Linked DNA regions of Homo sapiens: region 2 is linked to region 1. The links are chromatin contacts, found by Hi-C or POLR2A ChIA-PET in ENCODE. All regions are on one chromosome and are shown on one strand. Each heading gives the region's core, a stretch centred on a gene start or an enhancer-like site at or near the end of the contact. The rest is flanking DNA. Distances are from core to core; before and after follow the strand shown. Region 1 has its middle 40 kb from the start of IFNG. Region 2 has its middle 79 kb from the start of IFNG.

Region 1 (3,428 bases), core at 292-2,791:
ACAGGAAAGCGAAGCGCAATAAAACAAAGTATGCCTATACTTACGTGGTTGGCCTCAGTTGTATTACGGGGAATTATGGAAGGGCCTGTGCTACATACAGTTCAGACAAGCTGGAAAACAGGAGGGCAGAGGTCTATTTTCTGAGATCAAGCAGAGGGTATGAGAGTGGTCTCTGGAAGGTGGCAGGGATGATCACAGCAGCCCAGCCCCGAAGGTCATGACAGCGCAGAGGAAGACAGAGACCTGGGGAGTGGAGGAGGGAGGAACAGTGAAACCTGACACTGAGAGCTCTCAGAATACTGAGAGAGCAGTTGAGGTAGGGGGTTCCAGTTTTTAGCATTTGGGCAAGAAAAGGAGGGGAGTACACAATTTCGTAATTTAGGCAATTACAAAATAAATAAATAAATGTCTCTATTCTGTAGTCATGCTGATGAGGCCTGAGACATATGGGTCAAAGCCCTCTGTCTCTAACTGCCCCATCCCTCAGATTGCCAAGAGCAATAGGCTTCTGGAAAAAGATTCAAATGACCTTAAGATAGGGTCAACAAAAGTTGTTACAGATGATTAAATGTATGTCTGAAACACTGATTTATGCCATTGGAGTAATTAACTTACCCTCAGGTATCCCCCCTTCTTAACCATGAAGAGTTCTCAATGGCCCCAGGACCCTGACTTAGGCTATGACTTAAGGGATCCCTGGGTGTTTCCAGAAGCTAGGCCCAGCCCAGCCCAGAGTGTCCCACCCAGACCTGCCTCTTGCCTGCTGGAGAAAGAAGGGTTGTTTGACATATCCCTGAACAGAGATCAGCCACCTGAAAGAATTAAAAAGACTTAAGAATCCATCACGTGTAAAAAGATCGTCGCACCATCTTCCTACACCTAATCACAATTGAGTGCACATTTTCAGATTAAATGGACAAACGCTTGACTTCTATTTCATATATATCCATATACAAAAAAAATCAGAAAGTGGTATAGAAATTGTATTTACTGAACATTAAGCACAACCCATTTATTTCTATTTAAATAGCACCAAAACCTCAGTAACATTTAACAGGTTAACAATATAGACTTGAGTCATATTGAGTCTGACATTGAGTCAGACCTAGATTTATATCATGCTCTGCCACAGATACTCTGGTATCTTTAAGCTAATTACATATCCCCAAGCCTCAGCTGTCCCCAACTGCAAGATGGCCATGATGACAGATGAGAACAGATAACTCAGAGTGTGGCTATGAGAACTAAATGATTTAACGCCTGTAAAACATTTAGAAAAATGCCTAGCATGTGGTAAGTGCTCATTAAACATAGCTATATTTAAATATTTCTAAAATATTGCCAAATCCAGATGCTAATGACTAGGGCATCCTAAAAGACAGATTTAGAAAGGAAATTGCTGTCTATATTCTGAACAGTACAGTAACTGTGTTTTGACTTTGTCATTTGCCACTTCCATCCAGTGCTTTTCTGGTAGCATGCTGGAAAATGAACCACAGCACACTAACACCCACACCCCAGCAGCTCTCTAAATCAGTTGTTCTTAAATGAGTCAGCACACACCCAAGCATCTTGGTCACTAGTCGGATGTACACAGGCTGCAGGTTCCCAAACAGACTTCAGCTGCTGCTCTGAGTAAACATTTTCTGGCAGCACACCAAGGGGGCGGGTGGGGACACAGGTAGGCATCTTCTCGGGTCTAGGTTCAGATTTCATATTGAACTCAAAATGAGCTGATGAGTTCAAGGTCCCTGTTTCTGCTAAAAATAAGCCTACACAGCAAGGGTGTTGCACTAAACAGTTTGCCCAAGCTGCCTGGAGGAAGCATCTTCTGCCCACATTGCGCCTTGGTGTAACCAACATTCAGAGTCCCACAGTTTCATGACCACCAACTTCACACAATTAGCTGAGCTCTATGTAAAACTGTTTCTATCTGTTCCTACCTAGATTTTTCTCCTTGAGACATAACTCTTCTTTTTAAATTGTGAATGAAGATATCTGACGTGAGTGCTGGGAAAGTCATGGCAAAAGGCCTGGGTGGAAAATCAAAATGTCATCATTATATTCTTTGGGTTCATAACATCCGAGGAAATAGGTACCTTATACCTTGATCTTCTTAGAAGTGAAATAAAAATAGCCCATCTACCTCACAGGGATCACAATTTCATGGTCCTTTGTAAAACTTAAAAAAAAGGTGTTAAGTATAAAATCTCAATTAATGGAATACTCAGGCAAGAAAATACCCTGGTTTATGCATTTAAGTCTTTTTCTAGCCTTTTGTCAAAAGCTTTTCTAAAAATACAGTCACCCATTAACTAAGTACATTATGATGACAGTTTTTAGCTTTGAGGATTTGGAAGCTTGAAATCAATCAAGCACATTAAATAGTACATGTCTTTTGATTTGTGGTCAATTACTATTTCAAAATGCAATTCTTAACCTCTGGTCAGTTGCTTTCCAGTTAGGGTTTATATTTTAGCTAAGAAAGTTGTTGTTTCCCAGGAATGAAATTGAGCTCAATCTAGTTTTCCATGCACAAATTATAGTAACAGGAACACCGCCATCCCTAGTTTCTAAGGAAGAGAACCAGGCATCTTAAAAAGTAAGGTCCTAGGCAGGACTATAAAGCAAACAATGATGAAATTAGCTTTAGAATATGTTTGGAAAATTTGGCTTACACTAATAAGGTACTATTTGAAAGAGATAAATGTTAAAGGCCTGCATTAAAGGTTTTAAAAATAATCGATTATGTACATTTCAGATAGAAAGACCCTGGCTTGCCAAGGTTTAAAAAAAAGTCAGAAGATCTTAGATGACCACAAGCTGAAACTGAGCCACCAGCATATATAATATGATTGCTAAAAGCAGCACTTTCCTAGCAGTTCCACTGTAGTGCAACAGACTACCACATCTTAAAGAACATAGACAGATGAGATCTCTCTTCTTTCATTTCTTTACTCAGCCCACTGCTTTCTAAGTTCTGCCCCCACCCATCACCACCACCAACTCTGAAACTGTGACTGCCAAAGGTCACCAAGGACCACAGATTGGCAAATCAGTGGACTCATTTCTGGTCTAAGAACTTGCCATCTTTCAGCATCTGACATCGTTGACTATACACTCTTCCTTTGGCTTCTCTGATGCCACTCTCTTGGTTCCCCTAAACCCCTGGCTAGCCCTTTCCAGTCCCCTCTTATCTTCCTGACTCTCCATGTTACTGTGACTGAAGATCCAGTCCTTACCCCTCTTTGCTCACTCTCCGACACTACTTAGTGATCTTAACTGCTCCCATAACTTCAACTGCCACCTGCAGAAGAAGCCCCAGATCTTTCAGTCTAGTCTGGACCCATCCCTGAGCACCAAACCTATTCTCCCCAACTGTGCTTGGATCTTCTCACTTCTCCTGATCTTGCTTCTCCTCTTCTGCC
Region 2 (3,359 bases), core at 256-2,755, 39 kb before region 1:
GAGCTGTTATGGTAGGTTCATCAACATCAGAGACCCACCCTCCTTTTCTCTCCACTTCATCATTTTTCTTGGGTGGTTTCCATCCTCAAGGTGACTTCAAGGTCACCTTACAATTGCAGGAGTTCTAGCTACTACAATCTTGTTCTGGGTAAGAGGAGGGCTAAAAGAGAAAGACTATTTCCCAGCTGAGTCATTTTTATTTAGAGATTTCCCATTGGCCACTTCTATCTGCAAGGAAGCCTGGGGAGTGCACTTCGTTTGTTTTGTTTTGTTTGTTTGTTTGTTGTTTTAATCTGGACACAAATCTATTTCTGTCAATATAGGGGCTCAAAGCTAAGGAAGTAGGCAAGAATGATTATTGGGTGGGTAAAAAGTAATCTCTGACCAAGGAAATTGGGGCTAATAGCGATTAAATGACTTGGGCAGTGTAATACAGTGAGTTAGTTTCTACATATGTCCTAAGAAATCTTTATGACTCTCTACTGTTGCTACACAACCCTCAGGGACATATTGATACCGTTCCTTAACAACGGAACCCTTCTACACCTTATAGTGGTACAGAATACAACTTGTGCAGTCATAAATGGCAACCTGTCTCTTCCTTTTGCACTTGGCGGAATTTTGTGTGTAATACCTCTCTCCTCTACCACCAAGGAATCCTGCCTTTCACACTGTAACCAGTTGGAGCCTAATATTCATTTCTGCATAATTTACTGGAGGGTTTAGGTCACTGTCCATTTGTTGGGGGTTCTCTTTCTGCTCTGAGGCAATAAGTCCTCTTTAGGTTTCTACATAGTTGGTCAGGGCCTTTCCTGATTAGAAGCCATGGGAAGAGGCCACCATCCTTTTTATCTGGTAACTAGTTGAATAAATGAAATAGTTTGAACTTCAGGCCTATTTTCTTCAATTTGGGTGAAAGAAAGTATATATTAAATACAACTTTTTAAGGGCCTTAGTTGGTTACAAGAATCTATCCATCTTAGGGGTTACAGGGATTTTGCTAATATTAATAAAGCAATATTTTAATTTTCATCTAAGTATAAACAAAAGGAGTTATGTTTAGAGTCATACTTCTAAAAATTAATTTTTTTTGTTTTATAACATAACACTTTAAAAGTAACTAAATGTATTCCTGAAACAGTTGGTACTCTCCTCTTCCCCTAAAAGTTGATGTTAGGGGGAAAAATACTAGTTATTTAAAAATGTGGGTCAGGTGGTCTCTATTATTTGGGGTGTTATGATATTAAGTCATGAATCCAATAAACTAAGATGCTGCTTTCTTGATAAAATAGGATATGAGTATATTTTCACATGCAGAAATCTATTTTTTGAAGATGTGTTCACTGCAGTGTGGTGTCAGGAAATGAAAAAAAACAACAGAGCTTTCCTCAGGTCATCTTAGGGTCTTTCAGTAAACTGAAAGTAACTAAGTTAGAAAGGAATCTCCAGGAGAGGCCAGGGGAGTACCACCAGCCCACCACTACAGAGAATTTCAAAGCTAAGCTACTCACAGAAAACAATGCTCAACCACAGGGCGGATGTGCTGTTTTTCACACCCCAAGTCATTTATCTGAAAAGCAATAGCAGTAAATTCTTGAAGTGTTTGCTGTGATAGGATTGCTCCAGAAGAAAGAAGATAAAGAATGCTAAGTTTCCCCTTCCCATGTTTGCCTCACACACCTGTTTCTCCTAGGCAGATTCTTTAAACCTTTTTTCCTCACTTTTCAACAAGAAACTATAAAATTAAAACAATTATTTTTAATCTTTGGGGGTATTCACTTAATTAATATGTTCACTGTTATATCTATCGTGATAATAGGAGGATCTCCCTGGGAAGTGAACACAATTTCCACATGGGCAAATGACAGAAGTATTAATTAGCTCAACACACCACTAAGGCTTTAACTCTAATAGTCTATTAAGTAAATGCGTAATAAAAGATTCCAAAAAGAGTTAGTTTTCAACAAGAATTAAGCTTCAAAAAGCCAAAGTAATGTAATCAATTAAGATTAAAAAATAACCCAATTAAGTGAAAAAACAAAAATATTCAAATATCCTTCAGAATATTGGCATCACCAAGTTCTCTCTCACTGGTCTCTTACTGTGCCTATAAATTAATGTAAAAAAAAAACCCTTAAGGTCATCCTACACAGGCTTGTTTAGGAAGGACAGAAGTTTGCCCAATTATTTACCAAGTTTGTATAAAACTTAAAACCCACTCAAAATATTTCTGTTGAAAACATACTTGAATGCAAACGTATTGGAAAAAAGTTGTTTGGATTGGCTGTTGAAGCGTAAACTATCACCAGACAGTTTTAGCACCATTCAACTCCTCCTGCAACCACATTGTTGGGTATGGAAATTCTATACATTTGGTTAAATGATTTGCATAATGGAGCAGTATGCAAATACTGGAACTCAGGCCCAGAGCTTAGGTCTCTTGCATTTCCCACACACTTCTCTGAACTCCCGTCAATACCACATAGGATACTGCTTAGTCATACAATGCTCTGTTGTTTGGGCCACCAGGCAGATTGGAAGCTCCATATGTGACAGAGAACATTTTCATATTTACCATGTATCTCCAACATGCCTTTTACAGAACTGGCCATGCTTGCATGCATTTATTCACCCATTTCTTTAACTAATGTGTATCAAGAGCCTATTATGTGCCAGAATCCATTATATATATACTATTCTCACATATTCTCATACACACACACACACACACACACACACATAAATTATACAAGGTCCCTGCTCTGTGAAAGGTCTCTGCTTAAATTTGAATGAGATGAGACGGTAACAAGAAAAATATCAGAGGTGACAAATATGATTTAAAAAACTAAAATAGGATAATATAATACAAAGGAACAAAATGGCTATATTGAATTGGGTGGTCAGAGAATACCTCTCTACGGTGATATCTAGACAGAGATCTGAATGACAAAGGACTTCTTAGTAAACTGAGTTGGCACTTACAAAGGAACCAGTAGAAGCCCTGTGTGGCCAGAGCTTAGTGAGAGAGTAGTATATGCCGGGTTCCCTCTCTCGGCTTTGGATCCCTCCTCTCTCTGTCACTGTACGGGGGAGCTTCTTCCTTCTGCCTTCTCCCTTCTTGCCTATTAAACTCTCCACTCCTTAAGCCCCCCCCCAAAAAAAAGAGAGAGAGGAGTATATGAAATGAGATGGGGGGATAGCAGAAAAAAGAAAAAAGTTCTTAGGGTCTTTGGAACCCACTGTTAGGCATGTAAATTTTATTCTAAATATTCAGAGTTTTAGCCAGGAAAATTAAATATTCTGATTTGCATTATTTTAAATTTGCTAGCTATTGTGTGTGTAATACAGAGTAAAAAAAA

What was found. Hi-C counts contacts between places; a loop is a spot of excess contacts on that map. ChIA-PET counts read pairs that join two places held with the same protein, here RNA polymerase II (POLR2A). Pooled maps may share reads with other maps.
Region 2: a map of natural killer cell shows a loop between it and region 1 (6-fold over the local background). The contact joins two enhancer-like sites. A Hi-C loop is called at or near these places in 4 of 168 maps with a recorded cell type or tissue (Caco-2, Right ventricle myocardium inferior, naive thymus-derived CD4-positive, alpha-beta T cell and 1 more), 1 of 37 single-sample maps with no recorded cell type and 6 of 50 pooled maps. POLR2A ChIA-PET finds 5 or more read pairs at or near these places in 10 of 52 experiments (MCF 10A, OCI-LY7, PC-3 and 6 more).

What each region holds. Positions count from the first base shown.
Region 1 is chr12:68,118,315-68,121,742 of GRCh38, forward strand. No RefSeq gene overlaps it. Among named protein-coding and RNA genes, the nearest start is that of IFNG, 40 kb to the right of the region's middle. Within about 2 kb of position 1,542, at least 2 of the 41 ENCODE cell types and tissues checked have a DNase peak (open chromatin) inside an H3K27ac peak, as active enhancers do; they include natural killer cell, where a contact is called at or near this core.
Region 2 is chr12:68,079,291-68,082,649 of GRCh38, forward strand. No RefSeq gene overlaps it. Among named protein-coding and RNA genes, the nearest start is that of IFNG, 79 kb to the right of the region's middle. Within about 2 kb of position 1,506, at least 2 of the 41 ENCODE cell types and tissues checked have a DNase peak (open chromatin) inside an H3K27ac peak, as active enhancers do; they include natural killer cell, where a contact is called at or near this core.